Regions from separate parts of the Homo sapiens genome. Here region 2 is linked to region 1. Evidence: read pairs that join two places in POLR2A ChIA-PET (ENCODE). Cell type or tissue: MCF 10A. All regions are shown on one strand. Links, peaks and the distances in the headings refer to the core of each region. The heading gives the core; the rest is flanking DNA.

Region 1 (8,330 bases), core at 228-8,227:
CTTTATAGGTCCTGCAAGGACACTGAGTGAGACGGGAAACCTCTGGAGAGTTTTCAGCAGAAGGATAAAATGGTCTGACTAATGTTTTAACAAAATCACTCCAGCTGCTGTCTGGAGAATAGACCGAAGGCAATAAGGGTAGAGCAGAAAGGAAAACCAATTAAGCTATTGCAGTAACCTAAGTGTGACATGATATAGCGGCTTGGACTTGGGTGGTGGCAGTGGCAGTGTGCAAAGTGGCATTCTGGATATTTTACAATGATAGGAGGATGGCTAGGACTTAATGGATGTAGGCATGAGAAAAAAAAAGGGAGAGGGGGCGGTTAATGGGGCCAGGGTTTTGACCTGAGCAACCGCATGAAGTTGCTATTGCTTCACTTAGGGAAGACTGTGAGGGAACAGGTTTGGGAAATATAAGGAGCTCAGTTTTGGACGTGTTAAGATTGAGATGCTTAATTAGACTTTTTATTGATTTCATGGAGACTATTGGATATGAACCTGGGGTTTAGGAAAGAGGTTTGGGCTGGAGATATAAATTTGGAAGTCATCAGCATGGTCTTAAAACTAGCTGAGATCACCAAGGAAGCAGGTGCTGATAGAAATTAGAGAGGAAGGCCGGGCGCGGTGGCTCACGCCTGTAATCCCAGCACTTTGGGAGGCCGAGGCGGGTGGATCACGAGGTCAGGAGATCGAGACCATCCTGGCTAACAAGATGAAACCCCGTCTCTACTAAAAATACAAAAAATTAGCCAGGCGTCGTGGCGGGCGCCTGTAGTCTCAGGTACTCGGGAGGCTGAGGCAGGAGAATGGCGTGAACCCGGGAGGCGGAGCTTGCAGTGAGCCGAGATCCTGCCACTGCACTCCAGCCTGGGCAACAGCAAGACTCCGTCTCAAAAAAAAAAAAAAAAAAGAAAAAAGAAAAAAAAAAGAAATTAGAGAGGAGCTCCAAGGACTGAGGAACTCAACATTTAGAGTTTAGAGACTGAGTGACAGCTCCAAAGAAGACTGAGAAGAAATAGGCAGAGAGGAAGAAAGCCAGACATATGTGATCATCTGGAATTCAAAAGAAGAAAGTGCTCCAATGAGGACGAAGTGATCTACGGTGTCAAATACTACTAAGTCAAGGGGAGCGTGAGGTCTGAGAATTGACCATTGAATTTCTAGAGGTCATTGGTGATCCTAATAACAGTTTTGATGAAATAGAGGGAACAAAACCTGATTAGAGGGAATTCAAGAGAAACTAGGCTTTAATCAAACGATGAAACTTCATGTCATCAAAAAGGAGACAAACTGACATCGTACTGAGGACACATCACCCAAACTTTTAGCCAAAATGTTTAAACTGAATATAATAAGGATAAAGAAACAACCTGATAAATCCAAAGTGTAAGACACTGGGCCGGGAGCAGTGGCTCACGCCTGTAATCCCAGCACTTTGGGAGACTGAGGCAGATGGATCACCTGAGGTCAGGAGTTCAAGACCAGCCTGGCCAATGTGGTGAAACCCAGTCTCTACTAAAAATACAAAAAATTAGCCAGGCATGGTGGTGTGCGCCTGTAGTCCCAGCTATTCCGGAGGCTGAGGCACAAAAATCACTTGAACCCGGGAGGCGGAGGTTGCAGTGAGCCGAGATCCTGCCACTGCACTCCAGCCTCTGTGACAGAGCAAGATTCCATCTCAAAAAAAAAAAAAAAAATTAGCCAGGCATGGTGGCACATGCCTGTAATCCCAGCTACTCGGGAAGCTGAGGCAGGAGAATCACTTGAACCCGGGAGGTGAAGGTTGCAGTGAGCTGAGATCACACCATTGCACTCCAGCCTGGGTGACAGAGCAAGACGCCATCTCAAAAAAAAAAAAAAAAAAAAAAAAGGCCGGGCGTGGTGGCTCACGCCTGTAATCCCAGCACTTTGGGAGGCCGAGGCAGGTGGATCACGAGGTCAGGAGATCGAGACCATCCTGGCTAACAAGATGAAACCCCGTCTCTACTAAAAATACAAAAAATTAGCCAGGCATGGTGGTGGGCACCTGTAGTCCCCAGCTACTCAGGAGGCTGAGACAGGAGAATGGCGTGAACCCGGGAGGTGAAGTTTGCAGTAAGCCGAGATCGTGCCACTGCACTCCAGCCTGGGCGACAGAGCAAGACTCCGCCTCAAAAAAAAAAAAAATTAGCTGGGTGTGGTGGTGTGGGCCTGTAGTTCCACCTACTGGGGAGGCTCAGGTGTGGGATTCCAGATCACCTGAGCCCAGGAGGTAGAGGCTGCAGTGATCCCTGATCAGGCCACTGCACTCCAGCCTGAGCGACAGAGTGAGGCCCCATCTCAAAAATAAAAACAACAAACAAACATAAAAGTATACTTTAAGGGAAGAAACATAACAAGAGGTAAAGAGGCCATTTCATAATGCTAAAGGAAGCAATCAAAAAGGAAGACATCACAATCCTAAATCTGTATGCACCTAACAGCACAGGTTGAAAATATACAGAGCAGAGAAAACTAAAAAGAGAAGTAGACAAATTCACAATCATTGTGGCAGACTTTAAAATATATTTTATATCAGCTGAGAGAAAAAACAAGAAGTAAAGATATAGAAGATTTGAACAACACAATTAACAAACTTCATCAGCTAACATATATAGAGCTCTGAACTCAACAACTGAATTCATTCTTTTCAAATTCACAAGGAAAATTTTTACCAAAGTTGTTCACATGCACAGCTGATAGAAAGCCTAACAAATATTCTTAACTGCAGTTACGTAGAGTATGTTCTTCAATCACAATGGAATTAAGATAAAATTAATAGAAAAATACAACTAGAAACAGACCAGCTGCCTGAACATAAAACAACTAAATAATTCATAGTTAAAGAAAACAATAAAATACGGATTTTTTGAGCCCAGGAGTTTCAGTCCTCCCTGGGCAACATACTCTAAAACAAAACCCAAACAAAAAATTTTAAAAAGAAATACCACATAACCATCAAAAAGACTGAGGCAGGGCTGAGCATGGTGGCTCATGCCTGTAATCCCAGCACTGTGGAGGGCGAAGCAGGCGGATTGCTTGAGCCCAGGAGTTCCAGAACAACTTGGGGCAGCATAGCAGAACCCATCTCTACAAAAAATACAAAAATTAGCCAGGTGTGCTGCTGCGCGCCTGTAGTCCCAGCTGTTCAAGAGGCTGAGGTGAGAGGATCGCCTGAACCCGGGGAGGTTGAGGCTGCAGTGAGCTGTGACCGCGTCACTGCACTCCAGCCTGGGTGACAGAGTGACACCCTGTCTCAAAAAAAAAAAAAAAAAAAAAAGGGCCGGGCGCAGTGGCTCACACTGTAATCTCAGCACTTTGGAGGCCGAGGGGGGCGGATCACAAGGTCAAGAGATTGAGACCATCCTGGCTAACACGGTGAAACCCCGTGTCTACTAAAAATACAAAAAATTAGCTGGGCGTGGTGGCGGGCGCCTGTAGTCTCAGCTACTCGGGAGGCTGAGGTAGGAGAATCGCTTGAACCCGGGAGGCGGAAATTGCGGTGAGCCGAGATCGCGCCATTGCACTCTAGCTTGGGCAACAAGAGCGAAACTCAGTCTCAAAAAAAAAAAAAAAAAAAAGGCCGATCCAATTTGTTAAATGTGTGTATGTATGTATTTTTAGTTTTTGAGACGGAGTTGCTCTGTTGTCCAGGCTGGAGTGCAGTGGCACAATCTTGGCTCACTGCAACTTCTGCCTCCCGGGTTCAAGTGATTCTCGTGCCTCAGCCTCCCGAGTGGCTGGGACCACAGGTGCGTGTCACCACGCCTGGCTAATTTTTGTATGTTTAGTAGAGACAGGGTTTCGCCATGTTGGCCAGGCTGGTCCCAAACGCCTGATCTCAGGTGATCCGCCCGCCTCATCCTCCCAAAGTGCTGGGATTACAGGCGTGAGCCACCACGCCCGGCCAGTTTCAAACATTTGCAAGGTCTATATGTTGTATATGAATTAGTAAAAGAAACATTACACATCAAACCTGTGATTTCGTATAACACCTCTAAATTTGAGTCAATTAAAACATCGTAATAATAAGAGTTCAGTTTTACAATTAGTGCTGGCAAGGCAAAAATAACGAAAGTGGTAGGAGGTCCGGGGATTATGTGAGAGAACGCATGACAAATGTTTAGCACAGAGCCGGGCACACACAGTGAGGGCTCAATTCACGGTGGATTTTATTTGGTCATCATCATCACATTTGGAGCTGAAATAGAACAGTTCTGATTCCAAGTGAAGGGGAGGTAGAGTGGAGGGGGTGGGGAGGGCTAGCTTGGATTTCTGCTAAGATGTCACAGCCTCGGATACCCTCAAGGCATGCCATGCCCGGGCTTAGCTGGGTGAGGGGCCTGTGAAGCTTGTTGGTGTGTAAGAGACCTCGGTGGCATCACTGTCAGCGCAGCCGAAGCCACCACGCTAGCTCCAGACTGGTCAGCAGATGGCCGCGCACCAGGCCCTTCCTGCGGCCCGGGCGACTCGTCTCTTAGTGGAGGAAGTAGCCGGCCCCGGACACACTCCTGAGGAGCGCTGCCCGCAGTCTCGGGAAACGGGGCGTGGGGCCAGCTGCTCCTTCCAACTCCTCCTCGGGGGCAGCATGAGGGAGGGTCGCTGTCAGGGCCTCGAGGACTAAGGGTTCAGGGTGCCCGCCGCTCGTCCCCTCCCCCCTCCCCCCCAGGTCGTGGAGGCCGGTCCCCAGCATCTCTCCAGCGTCCCCACTGTCGTGGCTCCGGGGCGGGCTTCTCCCTTTTCAGGCATTTCTGAAATCGCCGCCTCACCCGGGCTCTCTTCCTCCGGCTCGCCCTCCCCAGCCCCAGGTGCCAGAGAGAACTTTCCCCAAAACGCGAAACTGATCCTTTCAGACGCCTCGCGTTCGCCCAACAGCACCTCTAGCCTCGGTCGTTGTCACGTGACGCGGCCCCAAGGCCCAGGCCACGCCCCCGGAGCTCGCCACGCCCACCGGGTCCGCCCCCACGCGGCCGCCTGCACAGGGGGTTCCAGCCACCCGCGCTCTCCCAGGTTTGCCGACCTTACGGGCCCTTCTCCGCCAGCCCTGGCTGGGTCACCCCCACGACCCGGGACTCCCCCGCCGTTCCCTCCCGGGCTGCCTGCAGTGAGGTCCGCTCCTGAGGCCTCAGCCTCGCCGGGGGTAGGGCCCTCTCCCGCCGTCGCCGCAGCTCCTTTCCGTCCCGGGGCCTGGGGGGCACCGTCCCACGGGTGAGGGCCGCCTCCAGCGCCTGGCCCAGCCATGCGAACGCCTGGAGCCCGCGAGCTGCAGCTGCGGCCCTGAAGGTGCCGCATATCCTGCCGAGTGGGTGAAGCGTGGCACTTTGGAAAACAAATCGGGTTAGTGCTCAGCAGCCTCCGGGCCGATGGGTGGGGATGTCATACTATGAACTGAGAGCCCGCGAGCTGGAAAAAACAGTGCCAGTCCTGCCCGCGCGTCGCGGGACTCAGTAATTCCCGGCTCCGCAGCGCTCGAGCCTGTTCTCCGCAGCTTCATACCCTCTGCCCCGCGAAAGTGACCTCAGGGGCCGGGCGTGTTGGCTCACGCCTGTAATCCAGCACTTTGGGAGGTCAAGGCGGGCGGCTCAGTTGAGGCCAGGAGTTCGAGACCAGCCTGGCCAACAGGGCGAAAACCCATCTCTACTAAAAATACAAAAATTAGCCAGACGTGGTGGCGCACACCTGTAACCCCCAGCTACTCAGGAGGCTGAGGCAGGAAAATCACTTGAACCCGGGAGGCGGAGGTTGCAGTGAGCCGAGATCACACCACTGCACTCCAGCGTGGGTGACAGAGCGAGACTCCGTCTCAAAAAAGAAAGAAAGAAAAAGAAAAGAAAAAAGTGAGGCCGGGCACAGTGGCTCACGCCTATAATCCCAGCAATTTGGGAGGCCTAGGCAGGTGGATCACGAGGTCAGAAGTTCAAGACGAGCCTGGCCAAGATGGTGAAACCCCGTCTCTACTAAAAATTCAAAAATTAGCCGGGCATGGCTGGGCGCAGTGGTTCACACCTGTAATCCTAGCACTTCAGGAGGCCAAGGCAGGTGGATCACTTGAGGTCAGGAGTTCGAGACCAGCCTGGCCAACATGGTGAAAACCCATCTCACTAAAAATACAAAAATTAGCCGGGCTTGGTGGCAGGCGCCTATAATCCCAGCTACTTGGGAGGCTGAGGGAAGAGAATCACTTGAACCGTGGAGGCAGAGGTTGCAGTGAGCCGAGATCTCACCACTGCACTCCAGCCTGGGCGACAAAGCGAGACCCTGTCTCAAACAAAACAAAATAATAAAATAAAATAAAAATTAGCCAGGTGTGGTGGTGTGTGTCTGTAGTCCTAGCTACTTGGGTGGCTGAGCTGGGAGGATCACCTGCTCAAGAGTTTGAGGCTACAGTGAGCTGAGATCACACCACTGCACTCCAACCTGGGTGACAGAGCGAGATCCTGCCTTAAAAACAAACAAGGGCTGGGCACAGTGGCTCACCCCTGTGATCCCAGCACTTTTGGAGGCCAAGGTGGGCGGATCACCTGAGGTCAGGAGTTCAAGACCAGCCTGGCCACCATGGTGAAAACCCGTCTCTACTAAAAATACAAAAATTAGCCAGGCGTGGTGGCAGGTGCCTGTAATCTTAGCTACTTGGCAGGCTGAGGCAGGAGAATTGCTTGAACTGGGGAGGCAGAGGTTGCAGTGAGCCGAGATCGCACCATTGCACCCCAGTCTGGGCAAAAAGAGTGAAACTCTATCTCAGAAAAAAAAAGAAAAGAAAAGAAAGAAAAAAGAAAAAGAAGGCTAGGCGCGGTGGCTCACGCCTGTAATCCCAGCACTTTGGGAGGCCGAGGCGGGCGGATCACGAGGTCAGGAGATCAAGACCATCCTGGCAAACAAGGTGAAACCCCGTCTCTACTAAAAATACAAAAAATTAGCCGGGCGTGGTGGCGGGCACCTGTAGTCCCAGCTACTCCGGAGGCTGAGGCAGGAGAATGGCCTGAACGCGGGAGGCGGAGCTTGCAGTGAGCCGAGATTGCGCCACTGCACTCCAGCCTGGGCAACAGAGCAAAACTCCGTCTCAAAAAAAAAAAAGAAAAGAAAAGAAAAAGAAAAACAACAAAAAAATCAGTTTGTTCCATGGGCAGTAGGCCATTGCTGCTCATCTTTTGATCAGAAGCAGTACTGAGTGGAGTATTAGGATGGTGAGGAAGGCATTCTGTTAATCCATGCATGGTGGTGCTGGCAGAAACAAGATGAACAGGCAAAGCAAATCCAGAATATGTGTATAATGTCCTTTCCATGATGGAAAAAGTCCAGTGTAATCAATTTGCCATTAGATGGCTGGCTGGGTCCCCCAAGGAGCCACAGTGGGCTCAGTGTTGGTCTCTGCTATTGGCAGATTAGGCAGTTAGTAGATGACTTACTCAGCCTTGGTGAGGGGAAGTCCATGTTGTTGAGCTCGCGCATAGCCTCCAATCTTGCCACACAGCCTCTTTGTTACATAGGTCCATTGGGCAAGCAATGGTAGCTGGAAAAAGAGACAGCCCGACCTCCAGAGAACATGCTTTGTTCCGCTGATAGTCAAGAGCCTCCTTTGCAGTGATACCCTTTGGTGTGCATTCACATGGGACCCAAATATCTTTATATTCTGGGCCTGTTTGGAAGATCTGTCCACATACTTCTTCCCCAGACCTGCTTGTCACCAATCCTCCTTCCATGTTCTTGCCAGTGAATCTATGTAGATCCCTCCATCTGGCTGTCTCTCCATCCAGGCAAAGTAGACAAACAAATGTGCCTCTTGAAGTTCTGCCCCCAAGGAAGATTTTCTTTCACCACTTGTCCTTCAGGGACACCCTGGAGCGGGGCTGGTGGGCTCCAGCTGTCCACTCTCTGTTGTGCAGGAGCCATCTGTAAACCAAGTCTGGATTTTTTTCCTCCTCAGTCAACTGACACAGGAACTTTTTTTTTTTTTGAGACGGAGTCTTGCTCTGTCGCCCAGGCTGGAGTACAATGGCGTGATCTCGGGCTCACTGCAACCTAAGCCTCCTGAGTTCAAGTGAGTCTCATGCCTCAGCCTCCCGAGCAGATGGGATTACAGGCCACAACGGGCTAATTTTTGTATTTTTAGTAGAGACGGGGTTTCACCATGTTGCCCAGGCTGATCTCAAACTCCTCATCTCAGGTGATCCGCCCACCTCGGCCTCCCAAAGTGCTGGAATTACAGGCATGAACCACGGTGCCCGGCTGACACAAGGAACTTTCTATGAGGTCCTAGGAATGAAGGAAAACAGGCAATAAGGCAAGAATCGCTGTCGAAGGAGTCTGCGCCA
Region 2 (8,330 bases), core at 261-8,260, 60 kb after region 1:
CAACATGGAGAAACTCTGTCTCTACTAAAAATACAAAATTAGCCGGGCGTGGTGGCACATTCCTGTAATCCCAGCTACTTGAGAGGCTGAGGCAGGAGAATCACTTGAACCGAGGAGGCAGAGGTTGCGGTGAGCCGAGATCACGCCATTGCACTCCAGCCTGGGCAACAAGAGCAAAACTCTGTCTCAAAAAAAAAAAAAAAAAAAAACAGATGGGACAAAGAGAAAATAGCAAAACTGTATATTTAAATCCAATCACATTGATAATTACATTAAATGTAAATTGTCTAAACATGCCAATTAAGAGAAAATGACTGTCAGATTGGATTTTAAAAAGACTCAAATTATATGCTGTCAACAAGGAACCCACTTTAAATATAAAGACATAGATAAGTTAAAAAGTAAAAAGATGGATAGGTTGGGCACAGTGGCTCATGCCTGTAATCCTAGCACTTTGGGAGGCCAAGGTGGGTTGATGGCTTGAATCCAGGAGTTAGAGACCAGCCTGGGCAACAAAGTGAGACCCTGTCTATACAAAAAGTAAAAAAAAATTAGCCAGGTGTTGTGGTGCAAACCTGTAGTCTCAACTACATGAGAGGCTAAGGCAGAAGAACAGCTTAGAACCTAGGAGGTCAAGGCTGCGGTGAGTTATAACTGCACCACCGGTTATAACTCACCGCAGCCTTGACCTCCTGGGCTCTAAGCTGTCCCCCAGCCCGGGGGACAGAGCAAAACCCTGTCTCAAGAAAATAAAAATAAAATAAAATAAAATAAAATAAAAAAATAAAAAGATGGAATAAGATATATCATGTGAACTTTAATCAAAAGAAAGCACGAGTGGCAACACTAATACCAGATGAAATGGACTTCAGAACAAGGAATATAACTAGACATGAAGAGATATGTTACATAATAATAAAGAGGTCAGTTCATCAAGAAGCCATACAATCATAAACGTGTATACACCAACAGAAAACTTCGAAATAAATAAAGCAAAAATGGCCAAAAAAAAGTGGGGGGTGCGGGGGAGGAACAAATCTACAATTTAGTTGAATAATTCAAAACTCCTCTTTTGGTAACTGACAGAACAAGCAAACCTTACCATCACTACCAACCAACTTAACTTGGCTGACATTTACAGAACATTCCACCCAATGACAGCAGACTACACATTCTACTCAAGTGAACATGGAACATCCACTAAAAGACACCATTCTGGGACATAAAACAAGCCTTGGTAAATAAAAAAAAAAATGAAATAATGAAATTAAATTAGAAATCAACAACAGAAAAAGACTTGGGAAATCCTCAAATACATGGAGCCTAATACACTTCTAAATAACCCATGTAACAAGGAAGAAATCACAAAGGAAATTAGAAAATATTTTAAACTGGGCCGGGCTCGGTGGCTCACGCCTGTAATCCTGGCACTTTGGGAGGTCTAGGTGGGTGGATCACCTGAGGTCAGGAGTTGGAGACCAGCCTGGCCAACATGTGAAACCCTGTCTCTACTAAAAATACAAAATTAGCTGGGCATGGTGGCATGTGCCTGTAATCCCAGCTACTCGGGAGGCTGAGGTAGGAGAATCGCTTGAACTTGGGAGGCGGAGGTTGCAGTGAGCCAGGATTATGCCACTGCACTCCAGCCTGAGCAACAGAGTGAGACTCCGTCTCAAAAAAAAAAAAAAAAAGAATTTTAAACTAAATGCAAACAAAACCCCAATATATCCAAATTTATGAGATGTAAAAAAGCAACACTCAAAAGTTTTTAGCTTTGGATTAAGAAAAAGGGAGGCTCAAATCAATAACTTAAGTTTCTACCTGAAGAATCTGAGGAGCAGGGGAAGCCAAGCACAGTGGCTCACACCTGTAATCCCAGTACTTTGGGAGGCTGGGGTGGGAGGGTCATTTAAGCCCAGGAGTTCAAGGCTTGTACCAGTGTACTCCAGAGAGACCATGTCACAAACAAAACATATGGAAAGCTCGAACCATGAAAGTTTAATAAATCTAAATGAGGACTGGGTGCAGTGGCTCATGCCTGTAATCCCAGCACTTTGGGAGGCTGAGGCAGGTGGATCACCTGAGGTCAGAAGTTCCAGACCAGCCTGGCCAACATGGTGAAACCTCGTCTCTACTAAAAAATACAAAAAATTAGCCCGGCATGGGGGCGGGTGCCTGTAATCCCAGCTACTTGAGAGGCTGAGGCAGGAGAACAGCTTGAACCTGGGAGGTGGAGGTTCCGGTGAGCCGAGATGGTGCCACTGTACTCCAGCCTGGGCGACAGAGTGAGACTCTGTCTCAAAAAAAAAAAAAAAAAAATGGCTGGGTGTGGTGGCTCACATCTGTAATTCTAGCACTTTGGGAGGCTGAAGCGGGCAGATCACTTGAGGTCAGGAGTTCGAGACCAAAAACCCAAAGTGTGGCACCAATTATTTATGATGCGCACGACCAAAAAGACTGTAGTATCCAGAATATTTAAAGTACGCCTACAAATCAAGACATGTACAACAGAATAATGAACAAAGGATATAAATATACAACTCACAGAAGGCCAGTAACATATGAAAAGATGGTTATTCATGCTTATTATTTTTTATTTATTTTATTTTTTTTTGAGATGGAGTGGCACTCTGTTGCCCAGGCTGGGGTGCAATGGCATGATCTCGGCTCTTGCAACCTCCGCCTCCTGGGTTCAAGCGATTCTCCTGTCTCAGACTCCTGAGTAGCTGGAATTACAGGCACGCGCCACCAGGCCCAGCTAATTTTTGTATTTTTAGTAAAGACAGGATTTCACCATGTTGGTCGGGCTAGTCTTGAACTCCTGACCTCAAGTGATCCGCCCACCTCGGCCTCCCAAAGTGCTGGGATTACAGGAGTGAGCCACTGCGCCCAGCTCCACTGGTTATTAAGAAAATATAAATTGAAACCACAGATGAGATTCTGTTTTACACCCCACCAAACTGGTACAATTACAAAATCTGACAATTCAGCAAAGATATGGAACACAGGAACTCTTTTACTACTGGCAGTTTAAATTGGCACCACGTTTGAAGAGCAGTTTTGTATTGTCTAAAATAGACCTACATAGTTACGGCTTAACAATTCTGCTTCTTGGTATAAACACTGGAGAAACTTGCACATGAGCATAAGCAGACATGTATAAGAATTTCTTTTCTTTTCAGAATTCTGTTTCTGAGACAGAGTCTTGCTCTGTCACTGAGGCTGGAGTGCAGTGGTGCCATCAGCTCACTGCAGCCTTCAACTCCTGTGCTTAAGTGATCCTCTGGCCTCTGCCTCCCTAGTAGTTCAGGAAGGAATAAATTTATTTATTTATAAAATAAAAATGCCAAGAATTTATGATCCAGTATCCACTTTTTTTTTTTCTTTTTTTGAGGCAGAGTCTCACTCTGTCACCCAGGCTGGAGTGCAGTGGCACGATCTCATCTCACTGCAACATCCGCCTCCTGAGTTCAAGCGATTCTTGTGCCTCAGCCTCCCAACTAGCTGAGATTACAAGTGCCTGCCACCACGCTCGGCTAATTTTTTGTATTTTTAGTAGAGATAGGGTTCTGCCATGTTGGCCAGGCTGGTCTTGAACTCCTGGCCTCAATTGATCTGCCCACCTCAGCCTCCCTAAGTGCTGGGATTACAGGCGTGAGCCACCACACCTGGCCCAGTATCCACTTCTTGGTATATACTTTTGAAAACCTCATGCAGATTTGCGGAGAGACAAATAATTGGAACATCACTTCTAATAACAATGATAACAAAAAAAATCAGAAGTAACCTAAATGTTCAATAACAGAAAACCAGCCAAAAAGACGTTCTATGGAAGAACACACAGTTGATTAAAAGAACACGATAGAACAATACTTCAAAGTTCTCCGGGCCGGGTGCAGTGGCTCACGCCTGTAATCCCAGCACTTTGGGAGGCCGAGGCGGGCGGATCACGAGGTCAGGAGATTGAGACCATCCTGGCTAACACGGTGAAACCCCGTCTCTACTAAAAATACAAAAAATTAGCCGGGCATGGTGGTGGGTGCCTGTAGTCCCAGCTACTCGGGAAGCTGAGGCAGGAGAATGGCGTGAACCCAGGAGGCAGAACTTGCAGTGAGCCGAGATCGTGCCACTGCACTCCAGCCTGGGCGACAGAGCGAGACTCCATCTCAAAAAAATTAAAAAAATAAAAATTAAAAAAAAGTTCTCCAAAACACAACCTGGAATTTTAAGTTGCAAAATGTAGACCTTATGAAAAACATGTTCACATTTCCATACTGTGCCATGCCCAAAAAAGGTGTTACCTTTAACTGGAGACATTTAAGTTAATGACCTTGGAAAAAGATAAAAATCGTTTTTATTGGCCTGGCACGGTGGCTCACGCCTATAATCCCAGCACTTTAGGAGGCCTACAACAGGCAGATCACCTGAGGTCTGGAGTTCGAGACCAGCCTGGCCAACATGGTGAACCCCCATCTCTCCTAAGAATATAAAAATTAGGGCGGGGTGGCCGGGTGGCTCACACCTGTAATCCCAGCACTTTGGGAGGCCGAGGCGGGCAGATTACCTGAGGTCAGGAGTTCGATATCAGCCTGGGCAACACGGTGAAACCCCGTCTCTACTAAAAATACAAAATTAGCCGGGCGTGGTGACACATGCCTGTAGTCCCAGCTACTTGGGAGGCTGAGGCAGGAGAATCGCTTGAACCTGGGAGGCGGAGGATGCAGTGAGCCGAGATCGCGCCATTGCACTCCAGCCTCGGCAACAAGAGTAAATCTCCGTCTCACCAAAAAAAAAAAAAAAAAGAAAAAAAAAATTAGGGTAGGGTGCTGTGGCTTATGCCTGTAATACCAGCACTTTGGGAGGCTGAAGCGGGTGGATCACTTGAATCCAGGAGTTTGAGACCAGCCTGGACAACATGGCAAAACCTCATCTCTACAAAAAATACAAAAATTAGCCAGGCATGGTAGTGTATGCACCTATAGTCCCAGCTACTGGGGAGGCTGAGGTGGGAGGATCGCTTGAGCCCAGGTCGAGGCTGCAGTGATCTGTGATTGTACCACTGCACTTCACCCTAGGTGACAGAGTGAGACCCTGTCTCAAAAAAAAAAAGAAAAAAGAAAAAAGAAAATACATTTTAAGAAAACTGAAGAACTGAGATATACGTGAGACAAAAGTCCAATGCTGATTCACACGTAATTTGAAAAGCTAATGAATAGAAATGAAGATCTGCTCTCCCCCAAGTAGATACACAGGCACACGTTTTTAGGTTGCAGATGGAAGTACTGAACTGAGAAAAAGCCAGGGAGAGAAGCAAAGATGGTTTTGGTTGTAGATTGTTGAACTTTATTTTTTTTTTCCCCAAGACAGAGTCTTGCTCTGTCGCCCAGGCTGGAGTGTAGTGGTGTGATCTGGGCTCACTGCAACCTATGCCTTCCAGGTTCAAGCGATTCTCATGCCTCAGCCTCCCGAGTAGCTGGGACTACAGGTGTGCACCCCCATGCACAGCTACTGACTGTTGAACTTTTATTTTTATTTTTTTGAGACAGAGTCTCGCTCAGTCAGCCAGGCTGGAGTGTAGTGGCGTGATCTTGGCTCACTGCAAGCTCCGCCTCCCAGGTTCACACCATTCTCCTGCTTCAGCCTCCCGAGTAGCTGGGACTACAGGTGCCCGCCACCACGCCTGGCTAATTTTTTGTATTTTTAGTAGAGATGGGGTTTCACCGTGTTAGCCAGGATGGTCTCAATCTCCTGACCTCGTGATCTGCCCGCCTCGGCCTCCCAAAGTGTTGGGATTACAGGCGTGAGCCACCGCGCCCGGCCCCTGACTGTTGAACTTTAAGCCCTAATGAATTATTAGCAATTATTTATTATTTTGAACCGGTTGCTTCTCCTGCTCCAAAAGATAGATGGTCAAGACTCGGTAGCATACTTTCCAAGATGTGCTTACCTCAACTGCTCTCCTTAATGCGTCTTCAGTCTGGCTTTATGGTATCCCACACAGCAAAAATAACCAAGATGGTCACCTCATCTGTCTCCCCAGATTTCAAAAGAAAAAAATTATGCCAGTCACCCTGCCTATCAGTGGGGTCATCTGGATGTAGCAACCTCATTCTGGGACTCCACATCACACTGATCGCGCACTTCCCCACAAGTGCTCTGCAATCATCCACCCTGAGCAAGCGAGGGCTCTGCCTCTGGAGATCCATTAAAGTGTGTGGGGTCCACATATTTAATGGAACACACTACATACATGGTAGTGTAGAGAAACAACTTTATAACCTAGTCATTTTCAATAAGAAAAATCAGTGCTAGCCTTTGCATTTAAAAGTGTGGAAAAATTTAAATCTATTTTAACTCACTAAGGTAATTAATAGTAAAACTAAATAATTGGCCAGAAAGAGTTGTTTTTCAACTAGAGCCTTTTAAAACAAAAAAGATGTTTGAAACATTTCTTTTTCTCCTACCCAAATGTTGAAATACTGTACTAATGCTTCAGAGAGTAACTATATTAATGAAACATCAACAAGTTACAGATAAACATTTTAATTGATTAAATATATTACTTTCAAGATCTTTTTGAAATCGCACTTGTACTGTACTAATCAACAGCCAAAGGCAATAAGAAAGTTTAAAACCAAAAATATTCTGACATGAACACATGACAGGAACCGCTGCTATGTAAAGTAACATACACTGCTCCCAAGAACAATGATATTTTTAGGAGATAATTCATCTTAACATGTGCAAGGACAAATTTGTAATCAAAGGCTGGAAGAAATATATATTAGTGCCTGCTTTTTAAAAGTTTATTTTACATTTTAAATACAGTATTTTTCTCATAAAAAAAAAATCCAGGAAGTGCCTAACTCCATGGTTTCTATACCATATGTACATGAAAGCTGACAGAGAGCCTGACAAATGTTCTGGATGTAACAGTATGAACACCTATGAGCTGGGACTACTTCTGAATCAAAATTAAAAAACACAAATTAAGCACTGCTTAAGAAAAAAAAAATCCAGTTTCTGAACAACCAAAAGAGAACAGAGTTAGATATGTACAAAACCAGGTATTAAAAAACAGAAAGAAATACAGCACACAAAAAACTCAAACAACCCATATGTAGTGAACTGTATATACTGCAGTTAATGAAAACCCTCCTACAAGAAGTGATTTAGGATTTGAAATTTTAAAAATCTAAGTACTTCAGTAACAACATACAATAACAACATTAAGTGTATATTGCCATCTTTGTCATTTTCTATCTATACCACTCTCCCTTCTGAAAACAAGAATCACTAGCCAATCACTTATACAAATTTGAGGCAATTAATCCATATTTGTTTTCAGTAAGGAAAAAAAGATGTACCTCTTCCCGTCAATAAAGAAATAACACAAATTAAAGCTATAAAATTTAAGCATGGGCATATGTATTTCCAATTCTCCTTAATAAGTAATTCCAAACTGGAATAATGTGGGGTTTGTGACTAAGTAGTAACAAATTAAAAGAAAATAGACTGTCTCTGGCAGTGATTTCCATATTAGTGCAATGTTACTTCCCATATGCTGAATTATATTTAAATGATTTTATGTATTTTAATTCAGTAGGTGCCAATTTGAGTTTATAAAATCCTTAATTTTATTCTTTGTGCAGAAAAGTTTCAATTTGAGATACTCTATGAAGCCAAAACAAAACAAAACAAAACAAAAAACCTGTATTTTGCTACTAGTAGTATGAATACCAAATAAAGATACAAGGATTCAAAGTTTGTGGAAGTTCCTGAAGAAAAATCTCTGAGGTGTTCTACGTATCTTGATACTTCAATTATCAATTAGTTTTGAACATTCTAGTTTAAGATTATCTCAGAAAATAATTCTCTGTAATATAACTCTGAACTAAACAGCTGCACCCAAAGCAGAAACAATCTGGGTCATTCTGAACGAGATCAAACTGAGGCCATTTCTTTTTCTATTATAATCTGTGAGGTGTTGAGTTTTTAAGTTTTAAAAATGGCCTTTAATCAAAGCCAGCTGCACCTGATATAGACTTGTTAACTTATGGATTTCAAATTAGAGGACACTGTAACTACGGGCTCTCATAAGACACATGGAGCAGGCAGCAAGGGGCTAACCATCAGCCGGGTAAGGTCAACGTTGGGGTGTTTTATTTTGGAGACTTTAAATATTTAACATGTAGCTCATGTAACTTCAGCATCCACTAGTGACTCTGCTGGTCAGCACCCAAGGGCTGGATGAGTCTGAGGAATCTCCTTTAACCCCAAAGTATGAATGCTAAAGAGTCTCAAGGAAATTTTGATTCCCAGCAAGAGTT

Evidence for each region. ChIA-PET counts read pairs that join two places held together with the same protein. Peaks named below come from ENCODE experiments on the same cell type or tissue, not always from the same donor. Only the 100,000 strongest peaks of a DNase experiment are listed, where the experiment ranks them.
Region 2: POLR2A ChIA-PET joins it to region 1 with 5 read pairs; 4 of 35 experiments call an interaction of 5 or more read pairs at or near these places.

The regions. Positions count from the first base shown.
Region 1 is chr1:226,078,614-226,086,943 of GRCh38, forward strand. LINC01703 (long intergenic non-protein coding RNA 1703) reads left to right here and starts at 4,962. Exons shown (of 4, transcript NR_146920.1): 1 at 4,962-5,355; 2 at 8,183-8,330. RefSeq lists an enhancer at 3,941-4,808 and silencers at 4,623-4,672, 4,783-5,362. In MCF 10A, for the core only: no CTCF peak of the experiment used is centred there; DNase peaks (open chromatin) are centred at 4,518, 4,928 and 5,388.
Region 2 is chr1:226,138,152-226,146,481 of GRCh38, forward strand. It overlaps ACBD3 (acyl-CoA binding domain containing 3), which reads right to left. Exons shown (of 8, transcript NM_022735.4): 8 at 6,528-8,330. It also overlaps the pseudogene LOC124904586. Among named protein-coding and RNA genes, the nearest start is that of ACBD3-AS1, 5.7 kb to the right of the region's middle. In MCF 10A, for the core only: no CTCF peak of the experiment used is centred there; no DNase peak of the experiment used is centred there.